2 separate regions of the Homo sapiens genome follow, and region 2 is linked to region 1. A link is a loop called in an ENCODE intact Hi-C map of the cell type or tissue named here. Cell type or tissue: heart left ventricle. All regions are shown on one strand. Links, peaks and the distances in the headings refer to the core of each region. The heading gives the core; the rest is flanking DNA.

Region 1 (15,064 bases), core at 5,136-13,135:
AGGTTACAATATCCCGCCTGATTTCAGATGATCTCCTCCCAGACCTTCACAGTAACTCACAGGCTGCCACCTCCCCATGCCCAGGTCCACAAATGAGCCTTCAGTCTTTCCAAGGCTGATACTGTATTTGTGTATTTTTTTTCTTTTCTTTTCTTTTCTTTTTTTTTTTTTTTTTTGAGATGGGTTCTCACTCTCTTGTCCAAGCTGGAGTGTAACGGCACAATCAGGGCTCACTGCTGCTTCAACCTCCTGGGCTCAAGTGATCCTCCCGCCTCAGCCTCCCGAGTAGCTGAGACCACAGGCATGTACCACCATGCCTGGCTAATTTTTTTGTATTTTTAGTAGAGACAGGGTTTTGCCATCTCACTCAGGCTAGTCTCCAACTTCTGGACTCAAGCGACCCACCCGCCTTGGCCTCCCAAAGTGCTGGGATTATACAGGCGTGAGGCATCGCGCCCGGCCATATTCTTGAAATTCTTAACCATTTGACATTTGTACAATGTCACTACCATTTTTAGTAGGTGCCTATTTTTTTTTTAGGTGTCATTGGTGACATTTGGATGGTTGTGCCCTGACCCGTTTTCCCATGAGCCCTGTGGTTTGATTGTGTGAATTTGCAGCGTGAGGTCATTTTTAGGAATGGCCCTGTTGTGTGAGGGCGGAACTGGCTGCATTAGCCCCATGGTAAGTGGTTGTCAAACATCTCCAAACATGCCTAGGATGAGCAGCTTTGCAGTTTGGATGGGGGACGAGGAAGACCGCAAAGACTGTCCTGTTGTCAATGGGCGTTTTTCTTTTTTTTTCTTTTCTTTTTTTTTTTTTTTTTGAGATGGAGTCTCACCCTGTTGCCCAAGCTGGAGTGCAGTGGCGCGATCTCGGCTCACTGCCAACCTCTGCCACCCGGGTTCAAGTGATTCTCGTGCCTCAGCCTCCCGAGTAGCTGGGATTACAGGCACATGCCACCACGCCCAGCTAATCCAGCTAATTTTTTTGTTTTTTTTTAGTAGAGATGGGGTTCCACCATGTTGGCCAGGCTGTTCTTGAACTCCTGACCTCGAGTGATCTGCCCATCTCGGCCTCCCAAAGTGCTGGGATTACAGGCATGAGCCACTGCGCCTGGCCCAATGGGCGTTTTTCTCCCACTTAGCCAGCATGTGCCTGTGCCTGCCAGGTGCCCAGGAGATTGGATGTCAGGACTGAAGACAGACAGACAGCCTGATGGCCTGCAGTGATCTGGGTCTTCTAGCACAGTGCCCCTGACAGGGTTCCTAGGGCCAGAGGGAGATCAGGCCATGCCTGTCCAGGACATTTCGTATAAATGGAATCATACACTATGTGTGCTTTTGTGTCTGCCTTCTCTCACCCAGCATCATTTTTTGTTTGTTTGTTTTTTTAAGATGGAGTCTTGCTCCATTGCCCAGGTTGGAGTGCAGTGGCGCAATCTCGGCTCACTGCAACCTCCGTCTCCCAGGTTCAAGCGATTCTTCTGCCTCAGCCTCCCAAGTAGCTGGGACTACAGGCATACACCGCCATGTCCAGCTAATTTTTTGTATTTTTAGTAGAGAGAGGGTTTCACTGTGTTGCCCAGGCTGGTCTTGAACTCCTGATCTCAGGTGATCCACTCACCTCAGCCTCCCAAAGTGCTGGGATTACACGCATGAGCCTCTGCGCCCAGCCAAAATATGCAATGACACCTACCAGGAGTGAGGCAGGAATGATTTTCTTAATAACATGTTTATTATTCTTTTCTCCCCCTTGCTTTATTGTCAGAATACGATATATAATACATAGAACATACAAAATATGCGTTAATTGATCGTTTATGTTATCTGTTGACTTCTGGTCAACAGTAGGCTATTAATAGTTAAGTTTTGGGGGAGTCAAAAGTTATGCACAGATTTTCAACTGCCAGGAGGCTCAGCACCCCAACCCCATTGTTCTTCAGGGCCAACTATACATCTGTTTAGAAAAACAAAAATGTACACTGAAGCACAAAAATTGGGCCAGGCACAGTGGCTCACACCTATAATCTCAGCACCTTGGGAGGTCGAAGTGGGAGGATCACTTGAGGTCAGGAGTTCAAGACCAGCCTGGGTATTATAGTGAGACTTCATCTCTACAAAAAATTAAAAAATTTGGCCAGATGCGGTGGCTCACCCTTGCAATCCTAGCACTTTGGGAGGCCAAGACAGGCAGATCACTTGAGGTCAGGAGTTCGAGATCAGCCTGGCCAACTTGGCGAAATCCCGTCTCTACCAAAAATACAAAAATTACCCGGGTTGGTGGCAGGAGCCTGTAATCCCAGCTACTTGGGAGGCTGAGGCAGGAGAATCTCTTGAACCTAGGAGGCGGGGTTGCAGTGAGTCAAGATCGCGCCACTGCACTCCAGCCTGGGTGAGAGACTCCATCTCGAAAAAAAAGAAAAAGAAAAGAAAAATTAGCTGTGTGTGGTGGCTGAGTGGCCTCCAAAGGTGGCTTTTAGGGGGACATCTGGGATCTGCCCCAGCAAGTCCCAGCTATTCAAGAGGCTGAGGCAGGAGGATTGCTTGAGCCTAGGATTTGAAGCTGCAGTGAGCTATGATTGCACCACTACACTCCAGCCTGGATGACAGAGCAAGACTCTGTCTTAAAAAAAAAAAAAAAAAAAAAGCCGGCGCCGTGGCTCACACCTGTAATCCCAGCACTTTGGGAGGCCGAGGCGGGTGGATCTTCTGAGGTCGGGAGTTCGAGACCAGCCTGACCAACATGGAGAAACCCCGTCTCTACTGAAAATACAAAATTAGCCGGGCATGGTGGCGGCGCATACCTATAATCCCAGCTACTCAGGAAGGCTGAGGCAGGAGAATCGCTTGGACCTGGGAGGCAGAGGTTGCGATGAGCCGAGATCGCGCCACTGCACTCCAGCCTGGGCAACAAGAGCAAAACTCGGTCTCAGAAAAAGAAAAAAAAAGGATGGGGCAGGATAACAGGATGCAGGCCTGGGACTTTCCATGGAGGAAGAGGCCTCAGAAAGGTCTATGTCTGGGACAAGGCGACCTGAAGTGCCCTTGGGCTTAACCTCTTGGACTCAGCCCTCTCTGGGGTTTGGAGATGCCAGCTGCCCCAAAAACCGCTCCGAGCACAAGCAATGTGCCACACAGCCCTGTGGCAGGAAGGAGCTCGTGCCCGCTCCAAGTAGCACCAAGCGTGGAGGAAGGCAAAGGAGACTCGGGCTGCCACAGGCCCTCTCTGGGTGTGGGGACCAGAGATCAAGCCAGGTTCCCATTCTTGCCCTGTGAATCCTGCACTGTGTCCTCAGGGCGGGGAGTGTACGCAGGCCATCGGGGGACAGCACAGGGCAGTTGGTCCCCAGCCGGTGGGGACCAGTGTGTAGGCTCTAGGGTCAGCCTCAGGGTGGCCTTGGGGATGTGCAGCTCCTTGGAGAAGATGAACTCACAGCTGGTCCAAGCTCTGACGTCACTTCCGGGAGGAAGCTTCAGCCTCATAACTCCAGAACCACTTCCCTAAAATCCGAGTTTGCCGAGTTTTTGCTTCAACCATCTTGAGTAGCTTTGTCCTGCCTGGACCCTGAGTCTGAGCAAAGATAATGCCCTGTGATCATCCAGCCCCAGACAGCCTTGAGGCACCACCGCAGCCCCACTGTTCCTGGGGCATGCCCTAGATGTCCCCTGAAGGCTGCCCTCGGAGGTCAGTCAGTGATCCGCCCTCTGCACCAAGAGGGCTTCTTCCCATCTTTCTGGCTCCTTCTGGCAGCTTCACCATGGTGAAGCCCCTTCTGGGGTGCTCCTTCAGCTGGGTGACTGTGCCTCCAAATGCATGCTTGTGAAGTCTGCACCTGCCCAGCTCACCTGGGGTCTGTCTGCACCTGCCCAGATCACCTGGGGAGCCATGTCTCTGTCCACCTTACCTGGAGGCTGTCTCTACCTGAGCTCCTCATCTGGGGGCTGTCCACAACTGCCCACCTCACGCGGGAGCTGTTCACACCTGCCCACCTCACCTGGGGTCTGTCCATACTTGTCCATCTCACCTGGGGGCTGTCCATACCTGCCCACCTCACCTGGTAGCTGTGTCCATACCTGCCCACCTCACCTGGGGGCTGTTCATACCTGCCCATCTCACCTGGCGGCTGTCCACACTTACCCATCTCACCTGGGGACTGGGTCCCTACCTGCCCATCTTACCTGGGGGCTGGCCACACCCGCCCACCTCACCTAGGGTCCATGTACCCACCCACCTCACCTAGGGACTGTCTACACCCGCCCACCTCACCTAGGGACGGTCTACACCCACCCACCTCACCTAGGGACTACACCCACCCACCTCACCTAGGTCCATGCACCCACCCACCTCACCTGGAGGGCCATGTCTCTACCCACCTCATTTGGAGGCTGTCTACACCAGTCCCTGTTGCCTGGGGGCTATGTACACCTCCCCATCCCACCTGAGGACTATGCACCCATCCACCTCACCTAGGATTTACCCACACCCACCTGGGGGCCATGTCCCCACCCACCTCACCTGGGAGCTAACTACACTCGCTCACCTCACTGTGTCCCTACAGGGTGAGCACAGGCGGAGGGCAGGGAGTGGGGCAGGAGTGTCAGGGAGCAGGGCAGGGGTGTGTGCGTCTGTCCGGGAAGAAGGGTGGAGATGCTGCCTGCAGCCCTTTTTACCTGCACCTGAGCCCTCAGTGCAGCTCTGCATCAGACACTCCCAGGGCCCGGGGTCTGGTGACCGGCACCATCTCCTGTCTCTTAGGTGGCATCTCTGCCCAACCATTCCTTCTTAGAGGCTCCTGTGACATGAGAGCAGGAATGGGGCCTGGGACAGCACTGGAATAAGAAAACCGAGGCCCTGGCCAGGTGCGGTGGCTCACACCTGTAATCCCAGCACTTTGAGAGGCCGAGGAGGGAGGATCACTTGAGGTCGGGAATTCAAGACCAGCCTGGCCAACATGGTGAAACCCTGTCTCTACTAAAAATACAAACATTAGCTGGGCGTGATTGTGGGTGCCTGTAATCCCAGCTGCTCAGGAGGCTGAGGCATGAGAATCACTTGAACCCAAGAGGTGGAGGTTGCAGTGAGCCGAGACTGTGCCACTGCACTCCAGCCTGGGCGACAGAGCGAGACTCGGTCAAAAAAAAAAAAAAAAGAAAAAGAAAAAGAAAGAAAGAAAGAAAGAATGGAGGGGCAGGGTGGGAGAGAGAGAGAAAGGAAAAGAAACGAAAAGAATAAGAAAAGAAAAGAAAAGAAAAGAAAAGAAAAGAAAACAAAACTGAGGCCCAGACACGATTCAGCCCCAGTAGGCACCCTGGCAAGCTCTGCCTTCTGGGCAAGCAGGCTGGAAATAAAAGCACCACAGTGAACACCCTGGCCCGCCTCGGCTCCGCCAGCAGCATCTGTCCTGGAGAAGACGCCAGCTCAGTACCAGAAATGTTCCGGACACAACCTGGACCGGGCAGAAGCTGAGGAGCCACCAGGCTGCCAGCAGTTCCAAGCACATGCTAGGGGCTGCGGAGGGGGCTCGCCACCCTCTAACTCCCTGGGGGTGGCCTCGTCCAGCCCCGCAGGAGGCCTCTGTCTATTGGAGCTAAGCCTGGAGACGGCCACTCCGGCCAATGGCCTGTCCAACCCAGGTGTAGACAGCCCCTGAGTGAGGCAAGCAGGCACATGGCCCCCCAGGTGAGCTGAGTGGGTACATGGCCTGCCGAGGTGAGGTAGGCAGGTATAGGTAACCCCCAAATGAAGTAGACAACCCCCAAGATGAAGTGAACAGGTGTAGACAGCCCCTGGTAGACAGGGGCATGGTCCTCCAGATAAGACGGGTAGGTGCATGGCCTCCTAGACGACATAGGTGGTAGACAGCCCCCAGGTGAGGGGGACAGGCATAAATAGCCCCCAAGTGAAGTGGACAGGCATAGAAAACCCCCAGGTGAGGTGGACATGTGTAGAAATCCCCCAGGTGAGGCGGACAGGCGTAGAAATCCCCCAGGTGAGTTGGACAGGCGTGGAAATCTCCCAGGTGAGGTGGACAGGTGTAGAAAGCCCACAGGTGAGGTGGACAGACGTAGAAAGCCCACAGGTGAGGTGGGCAGGCCTAGAAAGCCCCCAGGTGAGGCAGACAGGTGTAGAAATCCCCCAGGTGAGATGGACAGATGTAGAAATCCCCCAGGTGAGATGGACAGATGTAGAAATCCCCCAGGTGAGATGGACAGATGTAGAAATCCCCCAGGTAAGATGGACAGACGTAGAAAGCCCAAAGCTGAGGTGGACAGGTGTAGAAATCCCCCAGCTGAGGCTGACAGGTGTAGAAATCCTACAGGTGAGGCAGACATGTGTAGAAATCCCCCAGGTGAGGAGGACAGTTGTAGAAATCCCCCAAGTGAGGTGGACAGGCATAGAAATCCCCCAGGTGAGGTAGACAGGGACATAGCCCCCAGGTGAGGTGACCACTTCCTTCCCTTCCTTCCTCCCATCACCAAATGTCCACAGACACCGCCCCCACCCAGGCCAGCATACCAGGTGCTGGAGACTGGCCCAGCTCTCAGTGGCTCCCAATATTTTGGCAGATCAGTTCCAAACAGGTGCATTCTAGAAACTCTGACAGCAGGGCTCACCCCACAGGGCACCGGTGAGGATGGGAACCCAGGAATGTAAGGCCAGCCCTGAGCCTGGACCTAGTCAATGTTCCATAAACGGCAGCCTAGGGACACTGGGACCAGGCAGCCCAGGAGTGGGAGGGAGGAGTTGGCTCCTGCTGGATCATGGTGGTGGGGCAGGGTGGGGGTCGGGGGGATGTTGCAGGAGGAGACGTTTGTTTCATCACTTGTTCATGCAAACCTTCTGAGGCACCCTCGCCATTCAGCTCCCCAGGCCCCCATCCAGCCCACAGCCTCTGCCATCCCTGCCCTACCCTGGGACTTGGACTCTCATTGCCCTGTGAGCCCGGCTGGCTCATTCCCGCTTCCCAGCCAGCAGCCCCTCACCTGCCAGGGCTCCAATAAGCTTTGGCTCTGGAGGGCACCCACACTGCCCCTCCTCCAGCCATCTTTTTTTGGGAGTATAATTGGGGTATAATTTACATACCACAAAGTTGACCCAGTGAAAGTGTCTGGTTCAATAGATTTACTATTGATTAAGATCTATTTAATCAATAGATTTTAGTATACTTACAGTTGTGCAACTGTCATCACTTCTATTTCATTCTAGAACATTTCATCCCCCAAAAGGAGACCCCGTCCCCATTAGCAGTCACTCCCCATTCCCTCTCCCAAAGCCCCTGGCAGCCACTCATTGCTTCCTGTCTCTATGGATTTGCCTGTTGTGGGCATTTCATATCAATGGAATCTCACACTATGTGGTGTTTCGTGACTAGCTTCTTTCACTCAGCATTGTGATTTTGGGGGTTTTGTTTTGTTTTGTTTTTCAGACAGGATCTCACTGTCGCCCAGGCTGGAGTGCAGTGGAATGATCATAGCTCACTGCAGGCTTCATCTCCTGGGCTCAAGCGATCCTCCTGCCTCAGCCTCCCAAGTAGCTGGGACTACATACAGGTGAGCACCACCACACTCAGCTTTTTTTTTTTTTTTTTTTTTTTTTTTGAGACGGAGTCTTGCTCTGTCGCCCAGGCTGGAGTGCAGTGGCACAATCTTAGCTCACTGCAAGCTCCGCCTCCCAAGTTCACACCATTCTCCTGCCTCTGCCTCCCAAGTAGCTGGGACTACAGGTGCCCACCACCACGCCTGGCTAATTTTGTTTTTGTATTTTTAGTAGAGACTGGGTTTCACCGTGTTAGCCAGGATGGTCTTGATCTCCTGCCCTTGTGATCTGCACATCTCGGCCTCCCAAAGTGCTGGGATTACAGGCGTGAGCCACCGCACCTGGCCCACCCAGCTAATTTTTATATTTTTTGTAAAGCAGGGTCTAGCTATGTTGCCCAGGCTGGCCTCAAACTCCAGGGCTCAAGCGATCCTCCCTCCTGAGCCTCCCCAAGTACCAGGATTACAGGCATGAGCCACTGCACCCAGCCTTATTTGGTTTTTGTATGGGTCTGCTTTATTTTTCTGGTATTGGTCTTAAGTTCTCCAATTTATCTCCTCCCGTTCCCCCTTCATTTCTTTCCAATCAAGCTGTTTCTCTCCCTCCCCATCACTCCCCTGAAACTGATTTCATCAATGTTACCAATGATAGACAATTTCCTTAATTGAATGTTCTATTTGTGTGCTTGTTTTATTTGATTTACAAGAAGCATTGGACACAGCTCTCTTTTTCTTTCTTTTCTTTTCTTTTCTTTCTTTGAGACGGAATCTCCCTCTCTTTCCCAGGCTGAAGTGCAGTGGTGCAATCTTGACTCACTACAACCTCTGCCTCCCAGGTCCAAGCGATTCTCATGCCTCAGCCTCCTGAGTAGATGGGATCACAGGCATGCACCACCACACCGGTTAATTTTTGTATTTTACTGGAGACAGAGTTTCACCATGTTGGCCAGGCTGGTCTTGAACTCCTGGCCTCAAGTGATCCACCTGCCTCGGCCTCCCAAAGTGCTGGGATTACAGGTGTGAGCCACCATGCCCAGCCTCTTTTTTTTTTTTTTTTTTGAGGCAGAGTCAGTGGCGCAATCTCGGCTCACTGCAAGCTCCGCCTCCCGGGTTCACGCCATTCTCCTGCCTCACCCTCCTGAGTAGCTGGGACTACAGCCGCCCGCCACCACACCCGGCTAATTTTTGTTGTATTTTTTAAGTAGAGATGGGGTTTCACCGTGTTAGCCAGGATGGTCTCCATCTCCTGACCTCGTGATCCACCCACCTCGGCCTCCTAAAGTGCTGGGATTATAGGCGTGAACCACCGTGCCCGGCCCCATGCCCAGCCTCTTTAACAAACATCTTAATTGGCTTTATGATTGCAGGTGTACTTTGGTTCAGCAACTCCAAGGGCCCACATAACCTGCCTCAGAACTCCGCATATCTGCCTTCTTCCATCCTGTGGTCCCTCACACCAGATGTGGTGGGTGGCAGTCCTAACAGCCTCCTGTCCCTGAAACCTGCCGGTACCTCTCACTGCAACTCCGGGAGGCTGGTACAAATGCTCCTATCCCAGGTCAGCCCTGGACCCGGAGGCCAGAGACAAAAAGACCCCAGCTGGGCTTCCAGCTCCCCAGGGGAAAGTTTGGTGCCGAAAGGAAAATATTTACGTGGTTTGTAAGTTGAGCTATCCCCCTGCAGAAGTGATCAAAAGGACAGTAAAGATGGAAAGTCCGTGTTGTCGTGATGCAGGCTGTGCCAAGCCACGCAGCAGGCGTGATCCTGGAGGACTCTTCAGGGAGCTGATGGACGTGACCTGCCGACCCTTTTGTTTTCTGAAATCACCAAACATCTGCTGAGTGAGCTGCTTCCTGGACCCTTTTGGGAATGTTCCCAGGCTTGGTTGTTGAGGAAACACAGTGCAGGGGTGGAGTGGGTTCTGGAGGCTGCGACTTGGCCAGAGCCGCCTGTGTGCGTGGAGCGGGGTGTGGGGGGTGTTTGGATCACCTCCAGGGGTCCTTTTCAGCAGGAACACACGAGTCATTTTTAATCAATCAAAAAGAGGAAAAGAGACAAAATGCATTTAATGAACACTCCCATACCATGCTGTGATGAAATGCTTTTAAAAGTCACAAGAGGCCGGGTGCGGTGGCTCACGCCTGGAACCCCAGCACTGTGGGAGGCTGAGGTGGGAGGATCACTTTGAGGACAGGAGTTCGAGACCAGCCTGGGCAACATAGTGAGACCTCATCTCTATGAAAAATAAAAATTAAAAAATTAGCTGGCCATGGTGGTTTGCACCTGTAGTCCCAGCTACTTGGGAGGCTAAGGTGGGAGGATAGCTTGAGCCTAGGAGTTTGAGGCTGCACCAAGCTATGATCGTACCACTGCACTCTAGCCTGGGTGACAGAGTGAGACCCTGTCGAACAAGAAAGAGAGAGAGAGAGACAAAGGGAGGGACGGAAGGAAAGGAAAAAAGAAAGCTAGGCACCAGGCTTCTGTTGTGAATTAAATGTTTCTATTTCTCACTCACTGCAACTCAGACCGCCACGCCTCACGCAGATTTATCAGAAAGCATCTGCAGGCCAGGCATGGTGGCTCACGCCTGTAATCCAACACTTTGGGAGGCTGAGGCGGGAGAATCACCTGAATTCAGGAGTTCTAGACCAGCCTGGCCAACATGGCAAAACCTTGTCTCTACTAAAAATACAAAAAATTAGCCAGGCATGGTAGTGGGCGCCTGTAATCCTAGCTACTCAGGAGGCTGAGGCAGGAGAATCGCTTGAACCTGGGAGGCAGAAGTTGCAGTGAGCCAAGGTTACACCATTGCACTCCAGCCTGGGCAACAAGAGCAAAAACTCTGTCTCGAAAAAAAAAAAAAAGGCATCTGCAAAGGTTATAGGGAGATTCCTGGGGGGAAGAAAGCAGCCTGCTTGAGGAATCTTTTGCTCACAGGTAAAAAAGCAAGAAGGCCAGGCAGTGGCTCACACCTGTAATCCCAATGCTTTGGGAAGCTGAGTCAGGAGGATCACTTGAGGCCAAGAGTTTGAGACCACTGTGAACAATAGAGGGAGACCCAATCACTAAAAAATATTTTTAAAATTAGCTGAGTGTGGTGGTGCACACCTGTAGTCCCCGCTACTCAGGAAGCTGAAACAGGAGGATCGCTTCAGCCCAGGAGTTCAAGGCTGAAGTAAGCTAGGATTGCACCATTGCACTCTGGCCTGAGCAACAGAGTGAGACCCTGTCTCAAAATTAATCAAAAATGGAAAAATAAAAGCCAAAGGAAAACCAAATGGGTCTTTCACACAAATGTGAACCAGAACCTTCCACATCAGCACAGAGAGGAGGAAAAAGAACCACAGAGGATGAGGAGAGAAGAGTGCTGGCCCGGGTCCCTTGTGCTAGGAACCAGCTGGATGCCAGGACACATCAGGCACAGCCAAATCCCACATGGGTCTGCAGCAGGGGCACCCGGGATGATTATGAGGTACTCCTAGGGAGAGCTCATAGTCCCAGCCAATGCTCCTAATTGCCTGGGGTCAGTAGGTCGCTGAGCTAATCCTCCTGAGCACATCGGGGGTCTCTGCCATCACTGAGCGGGGCTTCCAGAACTCCCTGCAACCCAATCAAGTCCAATTAGCCAAAAAGGCAGGAATGTGGGCTGGGACCCCAGCAGGGCTTAGAGGTCTCGGCAGGAGACCAGGGTGGCCCAGGGATGTCTCACTTGTGGGGAACAAGCCCCAGACCCCAGCCTTGTCCAGGGCAGGGAGGGAGGAAACCCCCAGGCTCGGGTCAGTGGGGTCTGTCTGTTCAGTGGGGCTTTCAGCTGTGGGATCCGGGGACATCAGTGTTGGTGGGTAATTTGATGTTCTGCTCATAGATGCATGATGATTTAAAAGCCACATTTCAGTAAGTCAGGCAGAGGAGGACAAATATTGCTTGATTGCACAGGGAATAGCCAAATTCCTAGAGACAGACAGTAGAAGTGAGACTCCCAGGAGCTGGGGTAGAGGACTGGAGACTGGTTTAAGGGCCTGGAGTGATAAAAACTTTGGGGTGTAGATATGGTGATGGTTGCACACATTGAGAATGCATTTAATGTCACTGAATTGTACCTTCCAAGTGGTTAACACGATCATTATCATGTAGAGTTGGGGTTTTTGTTGTTGTTGTTGTTGTTTGAGACAGAGTCTCACTCTGTCCCCCAGGCTGGAGCGCAGTGGCATGATCTCAGCTCACTGCAACCTCCGCCTCCCAGGTTCAAGTGATTCTCCTGCCTCAGCCTCCTGAGTAGCTGGGACTACAGGTGCACGCCACCACACCCGGCTAGTTTTTGTATTTTCAGTAGAGACAGGGTTTCACCATGTTGGCCTGGCTGGTCTCGAACTCCTGACCTCAGGTGATCCACCCGCCTCGGCCTCCCAAAGTGCTGGGATTACAGGCATGAGCCACTGCGCCTGGCCCATGTAGAGTTTACTACAATGTCAAATAAAGACTTTAAGTTTGAAATTAGCATTTAACCATTTAAGGAAATTGGTTCATGAAATGTGTAGCTTGATTTATTATTTGCGTGGCAGTGTTTAAATATTCGGGAAAATGGGCAGAGCGTGGTGGTTTACACCTGTAATTCCCAGCACAGGGACTGTCTAGGGGGACTGACCCTACCAGGCCAGGTGATGGTTAGAGGGCTGAGCTGAGGGGCACCAGCAGGGGGTTCAGACTCACACCCACCCCAGGATGATGTTGATGCAGTCCCCACCCAGGGTCTCAGATGTGGGAACACGCCCCTCCTTTAAGTGCTACCTGCCACTATTGGGAGTCTGTGTAAGACTAACACTCCATTCTTTAAAAAGGTAAGCACATGGCTGGGCACGGTGGCCTACGCCGGTAATCCCAACACTTTGGGAGGCTGAGGCGGGCGAATCACTTGAGGTCAGGAGTTCGAGACCAGCCTGACCAATGTGGTGAAACCCTGTCTCTACCAAAAATACAAAAATTAGCTGGGTGTGGTGGCACGTGCCTGTAATCCCAGCTACTCAGGAGGCTGAGGCAGGAGAACTGCTTGAACTGAGGAGGCGGGAGTTGCAGTGAGCCAAGATCGTGCCATCGCACTCCAGCCTAGGTGACAGATTGAGACTCCATCTCAAAAAAAAAAAAAAAAAGAAAAAAAAAGAAATCCTCCCACCTTAGCCTCCCCCAAAAATTTTTAATATTCAATTTATTAAGCATTTCCATCTAGGAAGTACATTTCCCCAAATATTTAAACATTGTCATGCCACTAATAAATCCAACTATACATTAATGAACCAATTTCCTTAAATGGTTAAATGCTGATTGCAAACTTAGTCAAAGTCTTTTTCTTGCCATTGTAGTAAAATATACATGATATTGATCATGTTAACCACTTGGAAGGTACAATTCACTGACATTAAATGCATTCCCAATGTGTGCAATCATCACCACTATCTACATCCCGAATTTTTTTTTTATCACTCCAGCCCTTGAAACAGTCCCCAGTCCTCTACCCCAGCCCCTGGGAGTCTCGCTTCTACTGTCTGTCTCTAGGAATTTGGCTATTCCCTGTGGCTCCCATAAGTGCAATCAAGCAATATTTGTCCTCCTCTGCCTGACTGAAATGTGGCTTTTAAATCATCACATGTCTATGAGCAGAACATCAAATTAACCACCAAGGCCGGTGTCCCTGGATCTGGATCCCACAGCCCAAAGCCCCGCTGAACAGACAGACCCCACTGACCTGAGCCTGGGGGTCCCCTCCCTCCCTGCCCTGGATGGGGCTGGGGCCTGGGGTCTGTTTCCCACAAATGAGACAGTTCCTGGGCCACCCCAGCCTCCCTGCCGAGAAGCCCCCCACCTGCTGGGGTCCCAGCCCACATTCCTGCCTTTTTGGTTAATTGGACTTGATTGGGTTCCAGGGAGTTCTGGAAGTCCCCCTCAGTGATGGCAGAGACCCCTGATGTGCTTGGGAGGATTAGCTCAGCGACCCACTGACCCCAGGCAATTACGAGCATTGGCTGGGACTCTGAGCTCTCCCTAGGAGGACCCCATAATCATCCTGGGGTGCCCCTCCTGCAGATCCATGTGGGATTTGGCTGTGCCTGGTGTGTCCTGGCATCCAGCTGGTTCCCAGCACCAGGGACCAGGACCAGCACTCCTCTCTTCTTGTCCTCTGTGGTTCTTTTTCCTCCTCTCTGTGCTGATGTGGAAGGTTCTGGTTCACATCTGTGTGAAAAATAGTGTTAGTTTTCCTTTGGCTGCTAACCTTACCTAATTACCTCTCTAATAATGACCTTAACTCCAAATACAGTCACATTCTGAAGGACTGTGTTATAACCTTCACGTATGAATTTTGGGGAGACACAGTTCAGCCCATACTCTTCCCCACTTACAGAGGAGATGATGGAGGCTCAGAGAGGGGAAGTCATTTACCCAGGTCGCACAGCAAAAGGGAGTAGGACAAACATCGAACACTTACCGGGTGCCAGGCTCAATTTCAAGGCTGTGTTTGCCTCACTTGTTCATTTTGCCAATGTCTATTGTGCCAGATGCAAACTGAAGTGAAATACACTGATGGGACTGGGCATGGTGGCTCACGCCTGTAATCCCAGCACTTTGGGAGGCAGAGGCAGGCGGATCACTTGAGGTCAGGAGTTCGAGACCAGCCTGGCCAACATGGTGAAACTCCGTCTCTACTAAAAAATACAAAAATTAGCTGGGTGTGGTGGCACACACCTGTAGTCCCAGCTACTCGGGAGGCTGAGGCAGGAGAATTGCTCGAACCCGGGAGGTGGAGGTTGCAGTGAGCTGAGATCACACCATCATACCACTGCACTCCAGCCTGGGTGACAGAGTGAGACTCCATCTCAAAAACAAACAAACTGGGTCTCACTCTGTCGCCCAGACTGGAGCGCAGTGGTGCAAACGTGGCTCACTGCAGCCTCGACTTCCTGGGCTCAAGCGATCCTCTCACCTTAGCTTCCCAAAGTGCTGGGATTACAGGTGAGAGCCACTGTGCCCAGCCTTATCCTTCCTTTCTATATTGCCCGTGGTTGCTTTTGTGCACCAAGGTCAATCCAAAAAATAATTGAGTCAGTGAGACACAGACCATCTGGCTTTACTTCCTTGTAGTCACAACTCTGGGGATTCTAAGTCTGACCATCCTAGCCCCATGGCCAGGGATGTCAGGAGATGATGGTGGTCATTTTGAGCAGTAGGTTCCCTTGCAAGCCATGGGAGGACACAGGCTGTGTCCAGGACACATCCCCTGGAGGCGTGGGTGTGGAGACCATGAGCCGAATTCATTCATTATCTAAAATCAAACTCAATTCTCATGAAGTAGGGACGTCAGCCTTACAGAGTCGGGCATGTGCCGCCCATTTCCACCTGTGGGTGGAATCCACCACTCCTGTTGACTCTCAGCGGTGCCCGGCTTAGATGATAGATTCTAGGGTCTCTGCTGTTGGAGGTCAAGACTGTGATGTAATGAAGTATTTTTTTCAATGTGTGTCCTGTGGCAGTGCCCA
Region 2 (15,064 bases), core at 4,544-12,543, 56 kb before region 1:
CTTGACTCCGTCTCAAAATAATAATAATAATAATAAAGTTGTTGCAGGGAGGGGGAGAGGAGGCTGAGGGTGCCAATGGAAACAAGTGCTGTCCCTTAAATCCTGAATTCAACAAAGGCAGAGAATAATTGATGGCTTTCCCCATGTGTTTTGAATGCAATCTCCTTTTGTGTGACTTTTGGAGATGCTTCAGTAAAGATGCAACTCATGTTCCCATAATTCCTTACATCATGCTGCGACACAACATGAGTCTCAGGTGTGCACAGACCCCCTGGCCAGCACCTTGGAGAAGCCCCGATGGCCCCTGGCTGTGTCCCAGGTTCAGTGCACGATGCTCTACCTGGTTTTCGAAGAAGGTCTCGACTGCAAACTGAAGGCTGTCGGCGACCCCTTCTCCATTCTCCCTGACGTAGAAGACCAGCAGGCGACCAAGGGGGACCATGCTGGGGGTCACGGCCAGATGAAGAGAGGTCACACACACGTCGACCTCAGCTTCTGGGGCTGGTGGGGGCTCTGAGGTGAGCAAAAGTAGAGAGAGGTGGTGAATTCTCCGCATCCGACATGCAACCTCAGCCATTCAGGCTCTGCCCCAATTTGCCCTGCGCTATGCTCCTGTCTACGCATTGAGACAGTCTGCATCTTTGGTTTTGAGATGCCCTTCCCAGGCTACATCCTCAGTCAATGCTGACTCTTTCTATTGACTCAGCTCTAGGGTCACCATGGGCTCCTACAGAGCAGGCTGGAATTTGCCTAGAATCATCCTCTCTGCCGGGGAACATGGTCCCTGCTCCCTGACCAGCCCTCTGCTTCCTCCGCGGACACCAAAACCACCTTGGCTTGTCCAGGCAGCACCACTGCAGCTCCCCAATATGCCCCTGACCTCCAGTCCCTCCCTCTGATTGGCTCTGTCTTGCTGGGGCCTGGGGCCAGCAGACCTGGGCAGCCATTATTTGCTGACTTGAACCGAGTTCATACTGCCTTCCCTGTGGGTAAATGATCCTTAAAGGATAGAGGATCTTAGAAGCCTGTCCAGGCACTCCCAAATACTCTACGGCAAGAGAATGAGGGTAGAAAGGCTCCCAGTTCCAGAATGGGCCATCTGTCAGCTGGTTCTGTGCAGAGCTCAGAGCAGCCAGTGGACAGGGATGGTAGGGGAAAGCGGGGACACAAGGAAACTCATGGGCAACAGGAGGAAGTGGGTACCCAATCGGCCTTGGGGTTCAAATCTTGGCTCTGGCCCCTACTAGGCAATGGGAAAGTCCCTGAAACCCCCACCCCCAAGTCACAGCCCATTCATCTGCAGATGGACACAGTGGAACCACCACCATCCCAGGCTGCAGTGGGGTTAAATGGGGACAGATTGTGGGGAGTTCCAAGCCCAGGGCTGGCCCTGGACAAGGATTCCAGGGAGACATAAAGTCCCTGTTATTTCACCCAGAAGAGAAGAGAAGACCAAGAGGGTGAAGGTGCACCATGCCCAAAGCAGGACTCTGGCCAGCAGTTCTCAGCCAAGGCAATTCTGCTACCCAGGGGATGCTGGCAATATCTGCGGATGTTTTTTGGTCATCACTGCTGGAGGGGATGCTACTGGCTTCCGGTGAATAGAAGCCAGAGATGCTATTCAGCATCCTACAGTGCATGGGATGGTCCCAAATGTTGACAGTGCAGAGGGTGAGAAAGCCTGCCTAAGAAGGAGGGATCTTCTCTGTCTGTCTATCTATCCATCCATCCATCTATCCACTCATCTTTCTATCTATCCATCCATCCATCTCTTCATCCATCCACCATCTACCCATCCATCCACTCACCCACCATCCACCCTTCCCTCTATTCATCAACCATCCATCATCCACCCATCCAACCATCCACCCATCCCTCTATTCATCATCCATCATCCACCCACCCACCATCCATCCATTTATCCATCCATCATCCACCCACCCATCCACCATCCAATCATCTATCCATCTGTTCATCCATCCATCTGTTCATCCATCCATCATCCACTCATCCACCCACCCCACTATCCATCCATCTATTCTTCCATCCATCATCCCCCATTCATCCACCCACTATCCATCCATCTATCCATCCAACCATCCATCTATTCATCCATCCATCATCCACCCATCCACCCACTATCCATCCATCCATTCATCTATTCATCCAGTCATCATCCGCCCACCCACTATCCATCCATCCATCCATCTATTCATCTAATCCTCATCCACCCACCCATTAGCCATCCATCCATCCATCCTTCTGTACCTCCATCCATCTATTCATCCATCCATCTATTCATCCAGCCATCCATCTGTCCATTCATCCATCCATCTGTCCATCCATCCATCTGTCCATTCATCCATCCATCCATCCATCCATCCATCTTTTGGTCCATCCATCCATCCATCCATCTATCAATCCACCCATCCATCTGTCCATTCATCCATCCATCCATCCTTCTGTCCATCCATCTTTTGGTCCATCCATCCATCCATCCATCTCTCTGTCCATTCATCCATCTATCCACCTATCCATCCATCCATCCATCCTTCCATCTATCCACTGTTCTATCAGTCCATCCATCCATCCATCCATTCATCCATCTTTCTATCTGTCCATCCATCCATTGATCCATCCCTCTATCATCTATAGGGCTATTGGCATCTATGGGGTGGAGGCCAGGGATGCTGCTCAATATCCTACAGTGCCTCCACCACAGAGAATGATCTTGCCCAAATGTTGATAGTGCCAAGGTTGAGAAACCTTGCCTTCGCCTGAGAGATCCTGCCTATCTATCTATCCACCCATCATTCTGTCTATCTACCTACCTATCTCAGTGTCCTCACCTGGAAGTGACTCTGCCCCCTGGGGATAGTGGCAATATCTGGAGACTCTTTAGGTCATCATACTGTGGAAAGTTGGTACTACTGGCATCTGGTGGGGAGAGACCAGGGATGCTGCTCAGCACCCTACAGTGCACAGGACGCCCCCACTCTGGAGTGATCCACCCCCTTATATATGTCTATAGTGCTCAAGTTGGGGACCCTGTATTGAGAAGAAGAGCTTTGAAGAGGAGGGGACTAAGGAAGTCCCCTGGGAGGAGGGCCTTATGAGGAGCACATGGTGTCAAAAAGAGAAGAGGAAGAGGACTCATAGGCAGAACCGCCTGGGCAAAGAGGCAACAGCACAATGTGGGCCAGTGCAAGAGCCTAGTCTGTGGCTGGCTTTCCCTGTCCCCTGCACACACAGAGTGAGAAGAGTCTGGGGCCTGAACCTCTCCACTTCCAGCAGCTGATCACTGTCTTCCTGGACCCAGTCTGGTATTGTTAAGGATGTGTCCCCTCTGACCCAAGGCATGCTCCCCTCTCTGCTGGGTCTTGCCTTGTCCCTCCTTGCAGGAGCACCCATCTCAGTCTCAATTGTTCAGAAGGAAGAACAGGAACCTTCTCCCTGCTGCCCGGCTCACCTGTCTCAGAAAGGTGTGTTAAACGAATCGGTTTCTCCAGGGCAGGGGCCGCCCGCTTGCTTCGCTGCTGGGTGGTGTGGGCAGGCTGCTGGCCCGATAGCACAATATTGCCCCGTGCAGCCACCTCGTAGTACAGGGTAAAGTTGCAGGGACATGTGGACTTCACAGAAAAATAGGCTTCTTCCCCAACCTATGGAAGACACGCAGCATGGGGGGCTCTGCCTCGCACCAATGTTGCAACCCACCACAGGAAGACGGCCATTCTGGGGCCAGAGGGAGGTTGGGATGGCTGAGGGAGCGGAGTGCCCAGCATCCAGTCCTGGCCCCTAGCTTTTTTGTTTTTTGTTTTCTTTTTTAAGATAGTGTTTCACTCTTGTCACCCAGGCTGGCATGCGATGGTGAGATCTCAGCTCGCTGCAACCTCTGCCTCCTGGGTTCAAGTGATTCTCCTGCCTCAGCCTCCTGGGTAGCTATTACAGGCGCCCGCCACCATGCCGGTATAATTTTTGTATTTTTAGTAGAAACGGAGTTTCACCATGTTGGCCAGGCTGGTCTCGAACTCCTGACCTCGTGATCCCAGTATTTTGGGCTCACGCCTGTAATCCCAGCACTTTGGGGGGCTGAAGCGGACAGATCGCTCAAGTCCAGAAGTTAGAGAGCAGCCTGAGCAACATAGTGAGACCCCCATCTCTACAAAAAGCACACACACATAAAATTGGCCAGGCGTGGTGGCACATGCCTGTAGTCCCCGCTACTCAGGGGGCTGAAGTGGGAGGGTCACTTGAGCCTAGGAAGTCAAGGCTGCAGTGAGCCATGATCGCACCACTGCACTCCAGCCTGGGTAACAGAGTGAGACCCTGTCTCCAAAAAAAAATAAAAATAAAATACTGTTTCCTAACTTTGAACGTGCTAATGCCACAAGTGGGCTGGGCCTTCTCTTAGGATATGAACTCAATGAGTTGGGTCCTATCATAGTCCCCAAGTTCCTAGAGGGGAAAACTGGAAACTGAGGCCTTGGTTCTTTGCCCAATGTCAATGAGTGTAGGGCAGGATTCAAACTCAGGGGAACTGATGCTAAGGCCCCACATTGAACCCTGAAGCTGCCATTATTCTGATATCAGGAAAGCTAAGGCCTCCCAGGTCCTAAGATCTCCCTAGGGGGTTGGCGTGTGGCCATGTCCAACACTTTGCCCTAGGAATCCCGCCTCTGTTCCATGTTTTGCAATCTGTGACTGTCCCCAAATGTTGGGATCACCCTGAAAGCCCAGAAGAGGGATATCTGGAGTAGGGGAAGAGTGACATTCTTGCCGTGGAAGCTTGGGCAAATCATTTCACCTCTCTGAGCCTCAGTTTCCCCACCTGTAAAATAAGGCTGTTATCTCCTGGACAGAGGGTCCTGAGGCTCCAATGAGATGATGTGTGTGTCATGCTCAACATCACACAATGCACACTGTAGGTGGCTAATAAGTGTCATTCTGGCCAGGGGCCATGGCTCACACCTGTAATCCCAGTATTTTGTTAGGCTGAGGTGGGTGGATCACTTGAGCCCAGAAGCTTGAGACCAGCCTGGGCAACAAAGTGAGATCCCGTCTCTACAAAAAATCAAAAAACTTTGGCCAGGCGCAGTGGCTCATGCTTTGTAATCTCAGCACATTGAGAGGCCGAGGCGAGAGGATTGCTTGAGTCTAGGAGTTCAAGACCCGCCACAGCAACATGGTGAAACCCCATCTCTACAAAAATACAAAAATTAGGTGGATGTGGTGGTGGGTGCCTGTGGTCTCAGCTACTCGGGAAGCTAAGGCGGAAGGATCACTTGAGCCAGGGAGGTCGATGTGCGGTGAGTCATGATCATGCCACTGCACCCTAGCCTGGGCAACAGAGTGAGACCCTGTCTCAATCAATCAATCAATATTTTTTAATTAAAAAAATATATAGTAAGAAAAATAAATGTCATTCTACCTCCCCCTAAAGGAAGAATCTGCCTGTTTAAGAAGCTGGGCCTAAGGGACTCCCACAGCCAAATTTGGAAAATTTGAGCAGCAAAAAGAAGAATGTCAGCTGAGTGTGGTGGCTCATGCCTATAATCCTAACACTTTGGGAGGCTGAGGCAGGCAGATTGCTTGAGTTCAGGAGTTCAAGACCAGCCTGAACAACATGGCAAAACTCCATCTCCACAAAAAATAATAAAAAAAATAGCTGGGTGTGGTGGCACAAGCCCATAGTCCCAGCTATCTAGGGGGGCTGAGGCAGGAGGATCACTTGAGCACAGGAGGTCAAGGCTGCAGTAAGCCATGACTGTGCCACCACCCTCCAGCCTCGGGTGCTATGGTTTGGCTGTGTCCCCACTCAAATCTCATCTTGAATTGTAGCTCCCATAATTCCCATGTGTTCTGGGAGGGACCCAGTGGGAGATAACTGAATCATGGGGACAGTTTCCCCAATACAGTTCTCATGGTAGAGAATGAGTCTCGTGAGATCTGATAATTTTATAAGGGGTTTTCCTTTTCACTTGGTTCCCATTCTCTCTTGTCTGCCACCATGTAAGATGTACCTTTCACCTTCTGCCATGATTGTAAGGCCTCCCCAGCCACGTGGAACTGTGAATCCATTAAACCTCTTTTTCTGGCTGGGCATGGTGGCTCACGTCTGTAATCCCAGTACTTTGGGAGGCCAAGGCAAGCGGATCACCTAAGGTCAGGAGTTCAACACCAGCCTCCCCAACATGGGGAAAGCCCATCTCTACAAAAATACAAAAATTAGCAAGGCACGGTGGCAGGTGCTTGTAATCCCAGCCCAGGAGGCTGAGGCAGCAAAATTGCTTGAACCTGAGAGGCAGAGGTTCCAGTGAGCTGAGATTGTGCCATTGCACTCCAGCCTGGGTGACAGAGTGAGACTCCATCTCAAAATAAATAAATAAATAAATAAATAAATAACAATAAACCTATTTTTCTTTATAAATTACCCAGTCGTGGGTATGTCTTTATCAGCAGCATGAAAACGGACTAATATACTGAGTGACAGAGCAAGACCCTGTCTCAAAAATAAATTAATTAAAAACAAAGAAAGGAAAAAGAAGAATGTCAAGGTCGTGAAAGACAAGGAAAGAATAAAATTTTCAGATTGGAGGAGACCAAGGAGACGTGATGACTAAATGTGACGTGGGACCCTAAAGGTGATCCCGGACCAGAAAACAAGGCCATGAGTGGGATAACTTGGGGAAATCCAAATAAAATCTGGAGTCTGGTTAACACTGATGTCCAGTGTTGATTCTTAGTTATGACAAATGGATCATAGTCTTGTAAGATGTTAGCATTAGGGGAAGCCTATCAAAATCTCAATGGCCTTTTTTGCAGAAATGGAACTGATCTTAAAATTTATATGAAAACACAAAGGACTCAGGAATCTTGAAAAAGAAGAATAACATTGGAGGACTCACACTTCCTAATTTCAAAACTTACTACAAAGCTACAGTAATCAAGACAGTGTAGTACCAGCATAAGGAGAGACATAGAAACCAGTGGGATAGAAGTGAGAGCCCTGAAATGAATCCAGACAGCTAAGGGCAACTGATTTGAAATAAGGGTGCCAAGACCATTCAATGGGGAAAGCATAGTCTTTTTAACAAACAGTGCTGAGACAACTGAATAGGTACATGCAAAAGAGTGAAGTTGGTCTGTGGGTGGTGGCTCACACCTGCAATCTCAACACTTTAGGAAGCTGAGGTGGGAGGATCACTTGAGCCCAGGAGGTTGAGCTGCAGTGAGCTATGATCACACTACTGCACCTCAGCCTGGGTGACAGAGCAAGGTCCTATCTCAAAAAAAAAAAAAAAAAAGAGAGAGAGAGAGAGAGAGAGAATGAATTTGGATCCCTACCTCACACCATATAAAAAAATTAACTCAAAACAGATGAAAGACCTAAATGTAAGAGCTGAAACTATAAAACTCTTAAAAGAAAACACAGAGATAAATCATGACCTTAGATTTGGCAATGGTTTCTTTGAGATGTGGCATCGGAAGTACAAGCAGCAAAAGAAAAAGAGAAATTGGATTTCATCAAAATTAAAATTTTTTGTTGCACTAATGGACACTGTCAGGAAAGTGAAAAGATAACCCATAGTATAGGAGAAAATGTCTGCAAATTACACATCTGATGAGGGCTAGTATCCAGAATTTAGAAAGAACTTTCACGACTCAACAAAGATAAACAACCCAATTATTAACAGTAGTGGGGCTGGGTGTGGTGGTTACATCTGTCATCTCAACACCTTGGGAGGCTGAGGCAGAGAGGATCACTTGAGGCCAGGAGTTCAAGACCAGCCTGGGCAACATAGTGAAACCCCTAAAAACCAAGTACATACACATGGGTGAGCATGCACACACACTCACACAAATGCACATGCACACTCATGTGTAGTCACACATGTGTGATACAATCATGCAGTCACATATGCATGCAAACAAACACTAAATGTAAATTACATTTTTAGGGTACCCATTGAAAATCTGAATATTGCCTATGAATTAGACAATATAATTTGGTGAATGTAATTTTCTTAGGTGTGACCTAAGAAAATGGCCTTGAGGTCAGGTAAAATAATGCCTTTTTTTAAGTATACATTATGGTCAAGTATTTAAGAGTGAAGCACTATCATGTTTGTAACTTGCTTTCAAATGCTGCAGCCAAAAAATGTGTAGAGAAATAGATGGATGCGTGAATTGGCAGATGGATGGATGGATGAAGGGAGGGATAGAGGGAGAATGGATGAAGGGAGAGTGGATGAATGGATGGATGAAGGGTGCATGTATGGATGGATGGATGAAGGGTGGATGAATGGATGAAGGGCGGATGGATGGATGGATGGATGGAGGGTAGATAAATAGGTAAGTGTAGTGGGTGGATGGATGGGTGGAGGAAAGAAAGAAAGGAGGAAAAGAAGGAGGGAGAGAGGGTAGATGGATGGATGGATGGATGGATGAAGGGTGGATGAAGGGCAGACGGAAGGATGGATGGATGGATGATAAATGGATAGGGGTAGTGGGTGGATAGATGGGTGGAGAAAGGAAGGAAGGGAAGGAAGAAAGGAGGGAGGGAGAGTAAATGGATGGATGGATGATGGATGGATGAAGGGAGGCGCAGAGGGAGGGTGGATGGATGGATGAATAGATAGATGGAGGATGGATGGATGGATGAAGGGTGGATGGATGGAGGGAAGATGAGTGGATAAAGGGTAGTAGGTGGATGGATGGGTGGAGGGAGGGAGGAAGGGTGAATGAATGGAGGGAGAGAGGATAGATGGATGGAGGGATGAAGAGAGGGACAGATGGAGGGATGGAGAGAGAGATGGAGGGTGGATGGAGGGATGAATGAAAGGATATAGGCAAAGCATTAATTTATAAATCTAGGTGAAAGTCTCATGGTTGTTTATTATATTAACATTTTTCAATTTCACTCTAAATTTATTAATGTCCCCCTTATAAAAAGACACCCAAACAGAAGTCCCCTTCTGCTTGAGATCTTGGGGGGAAAAGGAGAGCACAAACCTTTCTCCTCTTCTTTACTAAATTTATGGCATCAAAACAACCTTAAAAGATTGGAGTGAGCGCCCCCATTCACCAAGCAAAACAGGTTCAGAAGGATGGGTGCCAAGATGTGGGGAGTGGAGCCCCCCAGTTCCCCCCTGCCGGGGCCCTGGCGCTAGAAGAAGAGGAAGAGGTCCCTGCACCATGCCCAGCCTGGCCCCAGCATGAACCCATCTTCCCTCCATGCCCTGAGGTTGTGCCCGGGCCCCTCATGGCAGTTTGGTGGGTAGGACGCGCTGGGGTTTCTGAGCCACCTCAAACAGGATTGAGATTCACCCGGGGAGCAAAATCTGAGTGACAGAGCCAGGTCTCCCCCTAATCAGAACAACAGTCTGGCCAGCTGAGAACACAAGGTTCCTTCCTGTCCCCTGAGGAGGAGGCCAGCACCAGCGTCCCCACCCTGCACCACTGGTTTAATGGAATTACAAGAAGAACAGTGTGTTCAGCCAAGCTGGGCATGATCCTGTCTGACTTCTCATTCTTACAACCTCTGCAAAGGGCTGTTAATCCCAGGAAACAGGCAGCCTTGGCGCCACGATTCCTCCAAGCTGAACCCCAGGGGCCTCGATATGATCAGAAAAGGAGTGTGAGAGGTTTATGGGCTGGTAGGGCCCTGGGCGCTGTGATGGCAACTGGTTTCCATTAGGGGTGACATTTCTGCCAAGGCTGGGGCTATAGCTTGAGCCAGAGGCTCTGCTGGGATTGCGGCCAGGATGCAAACAGCCCAGCCAGTGAGCCTGCCACCAGTCCACAAAGTTAACAGAGGGGTGATGTATCTTAAATATAGATGTGTATGGCCAGGCGCGGTGGCTCACGCCTGTAATCCCAACACTTTGGGAGGCCGAAGAGGGTGGATCACCTGAGGCCAGGAGTTCGAGACCACCCTGGTCAACATGGTGAAACCCTGTCTCTACTAAAAATACAAAAATAATTAGCCAGGCATGGTGGCAGGTGCCTGTAATCCCAGCTACTCGGGAGGCTGAGGCAGGAGAAGTGCTTGAACCCAGGAGATGGAGGTTGCAGTGAGCCGAGATTGTGCCACTGCACTCCAGCCTGGGAGACAGAGACTCTGTCAAAAAAAAAAAAAAAAAAAAAAAAAAAATATATATATATATATATATATATATATATGTATATGTGGGTATCTAGATGTCTATGAACACACATGTACACAGCATATCCATATATATGCACATATATACAGTTGACCCTTGAGAAATACAGGTTTGAACTGCCCACAACACTGATGTGTGGATTTTCTTCCACCTCTGCCCAAGCAAGACAGCAGGACCCCCTCTCCTCTTCCTCCTCCTCCTCAGCCTACTGAACGTGAAGATGACAAGGAAGAAGACCTTTACAATGATCCATTCCCACTTCACGAACAGTCAAGATATTTTCTCTTCTTTATGATTTTTTTTACCTGCGCCTGCCAGCGTAAGAAAATCTTATGATTTTCTTAATAATATTTTCCTTCCTGTAGCTTACATTATTGTAAGAATACAGTATATCATGCATAGAAAGTACAAAATCTGTGTTGATTGACTCTGGCCAATAGTAAGCTATAGATAAAGTTTAGTTAAGTTTAGTTTTGAGACAGGGTCTCGCTCTGTCACCCAGGCTGGAGTACAGTGGCACGATCATGTTTCACTGCGGTCCCAATCTCCCGGGCTCAAGTGATCCTCCTGCCTCAGCCTCTTGAGTAATTGGGACTACAGGCATGCACCACCACATCCGGCTGGGGTTTTTTTGTTTTTGTTTTTGTTTTGATAGAGATGTGATTTCACCATGTTGCCCAGGCTGGTCTCAAACTCCTGGGCTCAAGCAATCCTCCCGCCTCAGCCTCCCAAAGTGCCAAGGTTACAGGTGTGAGCCACCACGCCCGGTCGGGAACTCTACTTTTTGTTCAAGGTTTTTATAAAGTTACAACTGCTCTTAAAAAATTAAGTCTATTAATTAAAAGAAAAATACACACACACACCTTATGTAATCAGAATTGCAAAATAATAGACCCAGGAAAAATGAATGGCAGACACGGCTCTAAATTTACCTTGTCTTTGCACTCAGAGTGTCTGTGTGGAGAAACTCCCAGGGCCTCTGCACTAAGGGAAGGCTCAAGGCAGTGGGGAATCTGGCCCCATAGCAGCAGCTCTATGTCAGGTCTGGGTGCAGTGGTGCCCTGGGGCAGAGTGGTGATCATCATTGTCAGCCCTGGGCCACAGCCTAAATGTCCATAACAAATAAATAGCAACGAGCCGGGCGTGGTGGCTCACGCCTGTAATCCCAGCATTTTGGGAGGCCAAGGTGGGCAGATCACTTGAGGTCAGAAGTTCAAGACCAGCCTGGCCAACATGGTGAAACCCCGTCTCTACTAGAATACAAAGATTAGCCAGGCATTGTGGTGGGCACCTGTAATCCCAGCTACTCCAGAGGCTGAGGCAGGAGAATCACTTGAACCCTGGAGACGGAAGTTGCAGTGAGCTGAGATCGTGCCACTGCACTCCAGCCTGGCTGACAGAGTGAGACTCCACCTCAAAAACAAAACAAAAAAAAAAAGAAAGAAAAGAAACAAATAGTAATGCATGCATGCATTCTGCAGAATTCTCCCCTTGCTGGGGAGATAAGGGATCCCTGTGTCAGCTGTAGTATTAGGTCCCTTAGAGCAGGGGTCCCCAACCCCCAGGGCCATGGACCAGTACTGATTCATGGCCTGTTAGGAACCAGGTCACACAGCAGGAGGTGAGTAGTAGGCTGACAATCAAAACTTCATCTGTATTTACAGCCGCTCGCATCACTCATATTACCATGTGAGCTCCACCTCCTGTCACATCAGCAGTGGCAGCATTAGATTCTCTCAGGAGTGTGAACCCTATTGTGAACTGTGCTTGCACGGGATCTAGGTTGCATGCCCCTAATGAGAATCTCATGCCTGATGATCTGTCACTGTCTCCCACCACCCCCAGACGGGACTGTCTAGTTGCAGGAAAACAAGCTCAGGGCTCCCACTGATTCTACATGATGGTGAGTTGTATCATTGTTTCATTATATATTGCAATGTCATAATAATAGAAATGAAGTGCAAAATAAACATAATGTCCTTGAATCATCCTGAAACCATCCCCCGTGCCCGTGCCCCCGTCTGTGGAAAAATTGTCTTCCACAAAACCAATCCTTGGTGCCAAAAAGGCTGGCTACTGCTGCCTTAGGGGCTCACTCATGCTGTGTCTTTTTTGAGGAGTCTGGCTTTGTCGCCCAGGCTGGAGTGCAGTGGTGTGATCTCAGCTCACTGCAACCTCTGCCTCCCGGGTTCAAGCAATTCTCCTGCCTCAGCCTCCCGAGTAGCTGGGATTACAGGCACGCACCACCACACTCAGCTAATTTTTGTATTTTTAGTAGAGATGGGGTTTCACCATGCTGGCCAGGCTGGTCTCGAAATCCTAACCTCCAGTGATCCGCCTGCCTCGGCCTCCCAAAATGCTGGGATTACAGGCATGAGCCACAGCACCTGGCTCATGCTGCTTTTTGGATCCCGCATGGCCCAGGAAGGGTAGCTCCTGAAAATCTTACCTGCAGTGGGTGGGAGGGTGGCTGCAGCTGCAGGTAGCACTGGCTGGGGGAGTACCAGCTGCCGAGGGAGAGGTAGCTGGGCAGGTACTGAGCCCCCACAGGCTTCCCGTTCAGTGCCATCACCTTGGTCTGAGAAGAGAAGATGCTTAGATCAACACCCGAGTGCCAAGAGCAGAAAGGGGGTCTTGGGGATGCTTCTGCTTGCTCTGCCCAGAAGAAACACCCTCTCATGCTCCAATATCCCTTTGGGGAACCCCCTCCCCAATCCTCAGGGAGTAATAGCCAGTTGTCCAGCCCATTCTTCCTAGCATCAAGAAGCAAGTGTCCAGCTGGGCACAGTGACTCACACCTGTAATCACAGCACTTCGGGAGGCCGAGGCAGGTGGATCACCTGAGGCCAGGAGTTCGAGACCAGCCTGGCCAACATGGAGAAACCCCGTCTCTACTGAAAAAATACAAAAATTAGCCAGGAGTAGTGGCGCATGCCTGTAATCCCAGCTACTCAGGAGGCTGAGGCACAAGAATTGCTTGAACCCAGGAGGCAGAGGCTGCAGTGAGCTGAGATCATACCACTGCACTCCAGGCTGGCAACAGAGCAAGACTCTGACTCAAAAAAAAAAGAAGCAAGCATCCAAGATTGGTCAAAGGGTATTGGGGGTCAGGCAGAGTGGGTGCATACCTATAATCTCAGCATTTTGGGAGGCAGAGGTGTGAGGATCACTTGGGCCCAGGAGTTCAAGACCAGCCTGGGCAATATAGCAAGATCCAGTCTCTACAAAAAATTTGTGCCTGGAGACTCAGCTACTAGGGGAGGCTGAAGCAGGAGGATCACTTGAGTCCAGGAGTTCAAAGCTGCAATTTAGCTATGATCACACCATTGCACTCCAGCCTGGACAACAGAGCTAGACCGTATCTCTGAAATAATTTTAAAAAGAAGTTGGGCCAGGCGCGATGGCTCACGCCTGTAATCCCACCACTTTGGGAGGCCAAGGTGGGCAGATCACGAGGTCAGGAGATCGAGACCATCCTGGCCAACATGGTGAAACCCTGTCTCTACTAAAATACAAAAAATTAGCCGGGCATGGTGGCCGGCAACTGTAGTCCCAGCTACTTGGGAGGCTGAGGCAGGGGAATCACTTGAACCTGGGAGGCAGAGGTTGCAGTGAGCTGGAATCACGCCATTGCATTCCAGCCTGGGCAATAAGAGCAAAACTCTGTCTCAAAAAAAAAAAAAAAAAAAAAAAAAAAAAGTTGGCCTGCCTCTGTCTCTGGCTCCTGGGAAGTAGGTAGACTCTAAATAGGGTATAAACGGGCCACACCAGAAAGGCCAGTTGTGTGATTAGATGGCTGGGCTTTGAGCCACAGGTTATCAGCCCATCTCCAGGGAAGGGAGAGGGCAGGAGATTGAGATTAGTCCCATGGCCAATGATTTAATCAATCATGCAGACGAAATGAGGCCCCCACAAAAAACTTTGGACACCAAAGCTCAGGTGAGCTTTCCTGCTTAGCAATGCTCAGCTTGTGGGGATTACATATCCTGGTTCTGTGCAGAGAACACACAAAGCTTCCAATCTGGGAATTGCCCAGACCTCACCCTATGCATCTCTCTCTTTGGTTGGTTCTAATTTATGTCATTTTGCTATGGTAAAGCTGTAATTAAAAGGTGGTAGGGTAGTGGAATTTGCAGCCAGTAGGTGGGAAGCACAGGTGGCCCGGGGACCCCTGGACTTGCAGCTGGTGTCAGAATTTAGGGTAGTCTTGTGGAGAGGGCTGTGCCTACCACCTGTGAAGTGTGGCCCAGCTCCAGGTAGCTGGTGTCAGAAGTTACTGCAATCTCCCACCTGGTAGGGGATGGGCAGGGCAGATCTCTGGTTCCTCAAGGAGTCTGAGAGATGCCAGGCTGTGGTCACTCTCTTAAAACAGGACAGTGGGCCGGGTACGGTGGCTCACACCTGTAATCCTGGCACTTTGGGAGGCCGAGGCAGGTGGATTGCCTGAGGTCAGGAGTTCAAGACCAGCTTGACCAATATAGTGAAACCCCATCTCTACTAGAAATACAAAAATTAGCTGGGCGTGGTGGGGGGCGCCTGTAATCCCAGCTACTCGGGAGGCTGAGGCAGGATAATCGCTTGAACCTGGGAGGCCGAGGTTGCAGTGAGCCAAGATTGCACCACTGCACTCCAGCTTGGGCGACAGAGCAAGACTCTGTATCAAAAAAAAAAAACAACAGAACAGTGGCCCAGGTGACCAAACAGCTGTGCTGTGTGTTGAGCAGCAGGTCCAACACAAGAAAGCGTGAACCCATCTGGCTGTGAATGTCAAGTGGCAAGGCAGTGGCTTCAGTGGTTAAAACCTTTAGGACATGGTGCCCACAGAGGACAAAGTGACCACAGTGTCCTCAGTTCCCATCTACGTATTTACTCTCTGCAGGGCCGCCAGGTCCACTGCC

What was found. Hi-C counts contacts between places; a loop is a spot of excess contacts. Peaks named below come from ENCODE experiments on the same cell type or tissue, not always from the same donor. Only the 100,000 strongest peaks of a DNase experiment are listed, where the experiment ranks them.
Region 2: a loop joins it to region 1, with 14 times the contacts of the local background. A loop is called at or near these places in 3 of 110 quality-filtered maps.

Annotation. Positions count from the first base shown.
Region 1 is chr19:17,032,782-17,047,845 of GRCh38, forward strand. No RefSeq gene overlaps it. Among named protein-coding and RNA genes, the nearest start is that of CPAMD8, 14 kb to the left of the region's middle. In heart left ventricle, for the core only: no CTCF peak of the experiment used is centred there; DNase peaks (open chromatin) are centred at 5,580 and 9,479; H3K27ac peaks cover 770 bases.
Region 2 is chr19:16,977,028-16,992,091 of GRCh38, forward strand. It overlaps CPAMD8 (C3 and PZP like alpha-2-macroglobulin domain containing 8), which reads right to left. Exons shown (of 42, transcript NM_015692.5): 13 at 12,616-12,744; 14 at 3,470-3,659; 15 at 341-513. Among named protein-coding and RNA genes, the nearest start is that of CPAMD8, 42 kb to the right of the region's middle. In heart left ventricle, for the core only: no CTCF peak of the experiment used is centred there; DNase peaks (open chromatin) are centred at 9,444 and 9,704; H3K27ac peaks cover 774 bases.